2 separate regions of the Homo sapiens genome follow, and region 1 is linked to region 2. Evidence: chromatin contacts called from ENCODE Hi-C data. All regions are on one chromosome and are shown on one strand. Each heading gives the region's core, a stretch centred on a gene start or an enhancer-like site at or near the end of the contact. The rest is flanking DNA. Distances are from core to core; before and after follow the strand shown. Region 1 holds the start of TSGA10 (testis specific 10). Region 2 holds the start of ZNF514 (zinc finger protein 514).

The links. A loop is a pair of places that touch in the nucleus more often than their neighbours do. Pooled maps may share reads with other maps.
Region 1: a loop to region 2 is called in a pooled map, with 6 times the contacts of the local background. The contact joins the promoter of TSGA10 here to the promoter of ZNF514 in region 2. A Hi-C loop is called at or near these places in 5 of 50 pooled maps.

Annotation. Positions count from the first base shown.
Region 1 is chr2:99,152,105-99,156,490 of GRCh38, reverse strand. It overlaps TSGA10 (testis specific 10), which reads left to right and starts at 1,549. Exons shown (of 21, transcript NM_025244.4): 1 at 1,549-1,798. It overlaps LIPT1 (lipoyltransferase 1), which reads right to left and starts at 1,524. Exons shown (of 2, transcript NM_145199.3): 1 at 1,440-1,524. RefSeq lists enhancers at 947-996, 1,027-1,106, 1,187-1,386, 1,417-1,646, 1,707-1,906 and 1 more.
Region 2 is chr2:95,157,548-95,161,923 of GRCh38, reverse strand. It overlaps ZNF514 (zinc finger protein 514), which reads left to right and starts at 2,076. Exons shown (of 5, transcript NM_032788.3): 1 at 2,076-2,684. RefSeq lists a silencer at 2,000-2,249.

The DNA of each region.
Region 1 (4,386 bases), core at 300-2,799, 4.0 Mb before region 2:
GGAGTTTGAGACCAGCCTGGCCAACATGGTGAAACCCCGTCTCTACCAAAAATACAAAAATTACCTGGGCGTGGTGGCAGGCGCCTGTAATCTCAGCTACTCGGGAGGCTGAGGCAGGAGAATCGCTTGAACCCGGGAGGTGGAGGTTTCAGTGGGCCGAGATGGGCTGGGCAACAGAGCGAGATTCAGTCTATTAAAAAAAAATGTAGAGCTGATAAAGGGAGGATTGTAACTGTGTATGTGAGAAAACTTACATTGCAATTTTAAATAGGGTTGTTAGGCTAAGCCTCATTAAAAAGGCATCATGTGAGAAAAGATGCAAGAAGCTGTTCTAAGCACCTGAACACGTAAACCAATAAACAGACCTCAGTGAGGATGTGACATTTCAGTTGAACCCCGAAAGATAAGAAAAAATCACACAGAGTGAGAAAAAGTGAAAACAAAGGGATGTCCAAAAATCCCTGACTGCCAGCTTATTGATTTACAAAGAGAACTATAGACCATCTATCAGATATTCAGATGAGCCTGTGCAATTATTCACTGTAGGTCTGGTGACAAGCCAACTCTTAAGTTTGCTTGGTGAATACATAATCAGAAAAGGACTGAGTTACATGATATGAACGTCTGACGGAATGGGCTCTGGGGAAGACACTTCCTTAACTCAGGAGAGCCCCTGCTCTTAAGCCGGGATACCCTCTCTCCCCTAGAGAAGGCGTGGATTCATCTGGCACAGGTGTGCCCCTCTTTTTTTATTCTATGCTCCAGTAGCGGATCAGACCCCGACTGAGTAATGCACGGTATTTCAGGATATTTCACAGTCGTTGGGATAGTGTCAAGCCTTTGAAGTTCTGGTTAAATTTTGTTCCTTCAAAATCACTTTGAATCTTTCTACTCTCACCCTTTAATGACTAATTTTTTGAAGTTTTTCCTCGGAAGACTTCCTTACCTTCCATGTTCTTGGGACACTTCGCTACCTCTGCACTGCCAAACACGGCTCCCCATCACTGAACTGAAAGCGAAAACAGCACAATCCCATCTATCTTTCTAGGCAGGCGCAGCTTCTTCATAAGACCTCGCCAAGACCCTATTATTTTGTCCCCTCTCTAATGATATACAACTTACTCAGAATCTCATTACGGTCGTGTGCATGTTTTACTTCGCCCTTTTGGCTCCCAGGGGGCGTGCACACAGCTAGCGTCCAACATGTTTTACGATATTTACCCTCCCTCCTGTGTTCGGGATCAACCGTTCCTAACAGTGAAATTAGGTCGTCCCAAGTGCTGAGGAGAAAGTGTGCACACAAGAGGCTTCAACACCGGCGGAGGCGACCCGCAAGTCCTGACCCACCGCCAGAAACACCGCGCGCGCCCAAGACCCCACGGCCGCCCACGCGCTACGGCCCGCAACATCCCGGTTTGAAGCGTTTCCGCTTCACCCACCTGCGGCTTCCGGTCGTACCCACGGCCTCGTGAGGGCTCGAGCTGGAAAAGTGCGTCATACGACCCCGAGCAACCGGCAGGCCTTGCGCGCGATGCTGCCCCGCCCCCTGAGGGCCGGCCCCCTGAAGCGCAAGAGAAGGAGGGGCGCGCAGGGATCGCGCCTAGTCTCTCCGCCTGCGGAGCCGTGGGGTCCCGGCAGCCCGCAGGAGTGCTAAGTAAGGGTCCTTCAGGGCGGGAACCAGGTTCCAGGCAGGGACGCAGGCTACGTTCGAATAAAAGTACCGAAGGTCATAAGGCCCCAGTTCAGATGGGACTTCCCCGCGTGACAGCACAGAGATAACGGCCAGCCCTGGGCGAAGGTAGGAGAGCGGGCGTGCCAGGTTGGAGGGGTCATTTCGTGGAGCGAGTTTAGGGGGAGCCCCCAGAAGCCCAGAGCAGTCAGGTCACACGACGGGCAGGAAGGAGTACCAGCAAATACTTTTTATTGAGCATACAGGTATTACGCTGGGTCTTTACATATCTCCTCCAAATAAGTGAGTCCAAATGGCAGGTAACTCGAAAGGTGAGAAATTCAAGTCAGCTTTGAAAGACACATTGCATTTAAAGGAAAAACGGTATTCGCAGATGATAATACAGGATGGAGTGGATCAGAAAACACACTGAGGCTACTGATCATTCCCATTTGCCAACTCACTGCAGTTGGCAAGAAAACTCTGTGACTCCATGAGATGGGAAATTACACCAGCAGTCAAGGTAGCAAGGTAATAGTTTCGGCTAAGTTTTGCTGCATAACAAACTGCCTCAAATAGTGGTTTATATCTCTAACGTGGGCAAGGTGGGTGATTCTTCTGCTAGTTTCTCCTGGGCATATTCATGTGGCTTCATTCAGCACAGGTTGGCTACGCTGGGCGGTCCAAGATAGCCTTATTCATGCTCTGGCAGGTGCTGCCTGGCTGCTAGGGCATCTCAATTCAGGCCTAATCTTGGAAGCAGCGCCTCAGCCATATTCTATTGGCCAAAACAACAACAAAGCCAGCCCAGAGTTAAGGCGTGGGGTAATGGACTTCACCTCTTGATGAAAGAAGCCCAAAGAATTTGTGGTCACCTTTTTCAACCTTGCACAGAAATTAATCTCTCCTTCAGTTAAAATAGAAACCACTAAGACTTGCCTCTTGGAGTAAGAATCATTCAGTGTTCAGTTTGCTGATGCTGATACGGTAAATGACCAGGGCTTCATATAAAGCTACAATGAAGACATAATGACACCTCCTTTCTTTATTATCACACCTTTTACCAAGGTCACTCTGAGTAAGTCTATCTTGTATTATGCAGGTGGGAATGAATTTTGTTCAGAGTTAACTGCACTAGGAATTTTCCTAGTTATTATTAAAAACAGTCACAGAATATTGTTGCTCTTTGCTTATATTACTTCCTTCTAAATTCCCTTTCTCTGAAATCTGAGATGGTACAACTTTGGTTTTTTTTCCTAGTTTCTTGATGAAGAGGTTTTAAAGAATCCCATTCCCTCCTCCCTGCTCCAGGACTTCTGTCCCTTGGTTATTCTTACCTTTACCTACTTCTTCAGCTTCTCCACTGGAACCTTTCAAGTGACACTCAAACATGCTGTACTCTTTAACAATCCTCCAGTGACCTCATTTCTCTTTCCACTTGTCATCCTGTCTGCTACCCTTCTGAGCCAAGCTTCTTGGAAAAACTGCTATACATCCAGTATCTACTTTCTCACTTCCCATTCATTGTTTCAACGTACTCCAAAATGGCTTTTCCCCATTATTCCAGCAAAAGTGCTTTTGCTAAGGTCACGGGTGACATTCATATTGCTAGATCCACTGGACTTTTCAGTATTCATCTAAGTGTTCATTTGACTACCTCAACCTGGAGATTCCTGTGGACAACTTTGACATTACCCTGTCAACTCCTCAGTCCCTTTTGCCAGGTTTTCCTCCAGCCTCACTGCCAACTCCGCAGTCCCCTTTGCCAGCTACCCTGATCTAGTCAGCCCTAAATGTTGGAGTTCCTCAGATCTTTATCTCACACTACATTTTCCTTAAGCAATTTCATTCATTCTATGGCTCTAAGTACCATTTCTGTATACAACTTCAAAATTTATATTTTTTAGTTCCATAGATACAACTGCCTTGTAAACCTGGTAAGTCTAAAAGCCATGCTCCTGAACTCACTCTTTCCCCCCAGGGATCCTGCATGCATAAAGGCTAAAGCCTTTTTTGCCAGAAGCCCTTTCTTCTTCCTCACTTTCCGCTTCCAAACCATGACTACATCCTGTCAGACTTCACCTGGACTCTATCCCCTTCTCTCCACTTTTATGACCATCACCATCATTCACTTAGACAACCATGTCACTGCAAAAGCTATAAATGTCCTCAGAGGCTGCTCTATGGAGTAGCCATTCTGTTTCTTTACTTTCTTAATCAACTTGCTTTCAAAAATGTCCTGAGATACGCTTTCCCATTTCCCACGTTAAAATCAAGTTTATGGCCCAGTGGGAGGATCACCTGAGGCCAGGAGTTTGAGACCAGTCTGGGTAACATTGTAAGACTCTGTCTCTAAAAAAATACAAAAACATGCTGGGTATGGTGGCACATGCCTGTAATCCTAGCTACTAGGAGGCTGAGGCAGGAAGATCGCTTAAGAACAGGAATTCGACACTGCACTGAGCTATGATCGCTCCACTGCACTCCAGCCTGGGCAACAGAGTGAGACCATCTTAAAAAAAATCAGTTTTATGTGGTATGTCTTGTGTTGTGTTATGTCCCTCTGAATGCTATACGTTTCTTCATGGCATATCACAATTTGCATCTTATATAATTACTGTATAATCTCCTGTCTTTCCTAGTAGACAGGCACAAAACTCTACAAGGCACTGGCTATTTTATTCACTACTGTATCTCCAGCACCAAGCACAGTGCCA
Region 2 (4,376 bases), core at 827-3,326:
GCAGTAAAAGGAATATTGAAGGTGATGGAGAGTGTATAGGCTGGTGAGGACTGGAGCCCCACCAACAGTGCTTTGAGATCAAATGGTGCACTAGAGCACTGAGCAGGAGAGAGAATATTCCTGGGGTAATGAATGTGCATTGTAACAAACAAGGGCCTCTGGATCAAGATCTGTCCCAAAGGACACAATGTAAGAGTGGGGAATTTCAGACACTGCAGCAGGCCTACAGAATGGGCATCAGGGAAAGGCAGTGGCCCTCAAGTTCTTCTGAAGTAGTTCCATTTCTAGTTCTGTTGAGCCATCAATGAGATGAAAATCTTTTCTCATTTGTCCATCCCCTCACCTTTTTGGTTCGGAGCACCGAAGATGGAAAAGCTCCTATATCAGCCATGGTTCCCAGACAATGTCCCCCTGCGTGGAAAAGGGCTTGCTTGCTGCGCCATCCTGGCCATCTGTGCCACTGGAAGTGCTGGCAGAAAAGTGAAACAGAGACTGCAAAAGCAGGAAAGGAGAATGGTCTCTTTGCCTTGATTTCGTGTTATTTTGTCTTTGCCTTGATTTTGTAAGTTATTTTGTCCTGAACTCCTAAATAGGGTTGATAAACCAATCTCTCTGTCCTCACAAGTGGCCCTTCTCTGGCTGAGGACTGCCTCCAGAAAACCACCGTTTTAATACTCAGACTGTGTCTTAGGCATTGGCGCTGCTATAACAGAGTGTCTTAAACTGGGGAATTTGTAAACAACACAAATTTGTTGTTCACAGTTCTGGATGCTGGGAAATGCAATATCAACGTGCCAGCCAGTTCAGGGGCTGGTGAGGGTACGTTTCTCATAGATGGCACCTTCTGTGTCCTCACATGGCAGGAGGAGCAAAGGGGGCTTAAGGCCCGTTTTTATTTTTATTTATTTATTTAATTTATTTTTTGAGACGGAGTCTTGCTCTGTCGCCCAGGCTGGAGTGCAGTGGCACGATCTTGGCTCACAACCTCTGCCTCCCGGGTTCAAGCAATTCTCCTGTCTCAGCCTCCTGAGTAGCTAGGATTACAGGCGTGCACCACCACGCCCAGCTAATTTTTAAATATATTTTTGGTAGAGACAGGGTTTCACCATGTTGGCCAGGCTGGTCTCAAACTTCTGACCTCAAGTGATCCGCCCGCCTTGGCCTCCCAAAGTGCTGGGATTACAGATGTGAGCCACCACGACCGGTCTAAGGGCTGTTTTTAAAGGGCACTAATCTCATTCATGAGGGCAGAGTCTTCCAAAGGCTCCACTTCTTAATACTATCACCTTGGGAGTTAGGTTTCAACATATGAATTTGAGGGGGACACATACATTCAGACCATAGCAGGCCGTTTTTCCATTTCTTTTGGGTCCTAAATGATATTTGTTTCTGGAGTAGGAGGGCGTTCAAAGTCCTCTTTTGTTCTTCAGCACCCTTCGCTGAATTCAGGGGCAGATGGAGAAAGGCAAGAGGCACGGGGCAGCCTGTAGAAGCAGTATCTAGCACTGAGTCCCCAGTATCCCCTAGGCACGCCAGGAGAGCCTCCTGGAAATCCTCACTCAGCAGATCCAGGGTAGGAACGCGGCTTCTGTTGAATAGCCTTACATCGAGATATGCAGGTTGGGGGCGGTGGCTCACACCTGTAATCACAGCACTTTGGGAGGCTGAGGCGGGAGGATCATCTGAGGTCAGAATTCGAGACCAGCGTGGCTAACATAGTGAAACCCCGTCTCCACTAAAAATACAACAAATTAGCTGGGCGTGGTGGCGGGAACCTGTAATCCCAGCTCCTACGGAGGCTGAGACACGAGAATTACTTGTACCCAGAAGACAGGTTGCGGTGAGCCGAGAGCGCGCCCCTGCACTCCCACCTGGGCGACAGAGTGAGGCTGTCTCCCCCCTCCCCCCAAAAAACGAGAGAGATATGAGGCTCAGCTACCAAAGTCACGCGCGAGAAGGGAAATGCTTGTAGGTCCCTGCCCTTGGGGGAGAGCGGAGTGAAAACCGGCGCGTGGCCGGCGAGCACGGCCCCTCCCAGCGGAGGTCCTACAGGCGCCCGCGAGCCCCGCCTCTCCAGCTTCGCCGCGCCAGCACCCCGCCACCGGCGCTGGCTCTGAAGGGCCCCGGCGGCGGCCGCGTCTGCGCAAGCTCGGGACGGCCTCGGGAGGCGGGGCTGGCGCGGGGCGGACGCGGGGGCTGGCGCGGGGCGGACGCGGGGGCTGGCGCGGGGCGGACGCGGGGGCTGGCGCGGGGTGGCGGGCGGGGGCTGGCGCGGGGTGGCGGGCGGGGGCTGGCGCGGGGTGGCGGGCGGGGGCTGGCGCGGGGTGGCGGGCGGGGCCTGGTCCTGTGAGCGTTCGGAGACTGCGGGCGCGCAGACCTGTACTGGGCCCGCGCCCCGGCCCCTTACAGAGCTGGGTGTGTCCCTCCGAGTGCCCCCCGCTAGGGACTGTGCAGGCCGGAGCTAGGCAGGGACAGCGGGGCGAACCGGGCTGATAGAGTCGGTCCCTGCTCCTGTGAGGCTCTCACCGAATCCCTGCTGTTTCCGGGCAGCTGAAGAGCGCTGGGCCCTCGCGTCGCGGGCGTGGCTGTGGCCGTGTCTCCTGGTAGTCTGAGCCCACTGTGCGTGTGGATCCACGTGGGAGCTGGGTTCCAGAGCCTGGTCCTGAGGAGGAGCCGAGCCGGGGGTAGGAGGCCGGACTTGGCGAGGGAAGAGCACGACCCCGGGCAGCAGTGCGCCGCGCTGGGCGCACCGGGGTTTGCCGGCCCTGCTCTGGGCCCTGCAGGTCCGCTGGCCCCGCCGCGCCTAGTGGGGATGCCCCGTGTCCCCCAGGCAGCCCCAGCCTGCGTCCCGCTCCCTGAACCCTCGGGAGGACCACAGGGCTGTGGCCGAAAGACAGAGATTTGGACCTAGTGAAAGGACGCCGCTCCTTAGCCCCAGCTATGGACTCCACAGCATCAGGTTTGGCTCTGGAGCGTGCAGAGGGCCAGGAGCCCTCTTGGGGAGCTAGTACCGAGCCCGATATCAGGAGGACCCCAGGAAGAGGCCGGGGAATCCCACTGAAGGGTGAGGCTGTACTTCATCTGCCTTCCGTGTGGCGACATCTAACCTTCCAGACCCAGAAGGCTGAAGCCGCAGTCTCCTGGGTCTGGCAGGGGTCTCTAGATGACCGTGGCGGAGGTGGAGGGGATGGCCATGGAAAATTGTCCCAATGGCCAGAGGAGAGCAGAAGAGGATCTGATCTCTTCCTGCTGCGGCAGGGAGAGGGCAAGCAAACCCAAGAGGGAGTGGCCCTTGGCCAGGGATCAGAGGACGATAGGGCCATTTGGAGCCTTGTCATCCACCTCCTTAATCACCTCACTAATAAGGTTCTTCCAGTCGTTCTAGCTCAGCGGTGTATAAGGTCAGCAGTGTACATGGTGGGTATCTCCTCTGAGCCCCTTCCCCCAATAGCGTTGGGGGCAGGGCAATCCAGGTGACCCAGGAGGTTTTAAGCCAGTCCTAAGTTTAGAACGTCCTATCTCTAACCAGGTGGGCATTTTAATCCGACTGTTCATCCTTCAGTGCACATGCTCAAGGACACATAACTGGCCAGTGGAAGAACTGGGCCCAGTCCGTGGGCTTCCCACCCCCTCTTTTTTCCTTTATACCCTTGTTAATCAGTGTGGCTCTGGGAACAGCAGAGGCATTGCCCAGAAGTTCTCTAGAATTGCAGACTCTGGGGCCCCACACATCCTCAAACAGTGTCTTAGCAAGTCTTGAGCCAGAGTTTAACAAGATCCTCAGGGATCCACACACACATGAAGCTTGAGGAATGCCTAACTGTGCTATGCTTACACCCATGTTGTTAGCCTTAACTACTTCTCTGGCATGGTTTGGGTTAGTTTTTTTGTTTGTTTTAAGGCTTTTATGAACAGTATGATGCAAAGCTTTATAATGAAGGAGCTCTCAAGTGTGTTGCAGAGACCTAACAGAGCTTGGGAACACCAGGGGCAGCTTCTCAGAAAGAGGTGGCCTCTGAGCTGGGTTCCCAAGGATGAGGGGAGAGGTGTAACTTCCTCCCCTTAAAGCCTCATAATCCTGCATGGCCTTGCCTTGGGTCTTGTGTAATTGTTAACCTGTAGGCTAGATTTAAAGTTCCTTGAAGTTCTTTTCCATATTTATATTTCCAAAAGTCCTAGGAGATGACCTGCATACAGTATGCCCAGTAAATAACTTCAGTGGTATGGCCAGACTGGTCACACTTCACTCACTTGTAGACTGATGTGGGCTGTGGACAGGTGGGAGCCTCATGCAGCTGTGTACAGGGGCACTTCTCTCAATGTTTGAAGGCTAGAAGCTGCCTCTCAGATCCTTTTGATCCACTGGTGTCCTCAGA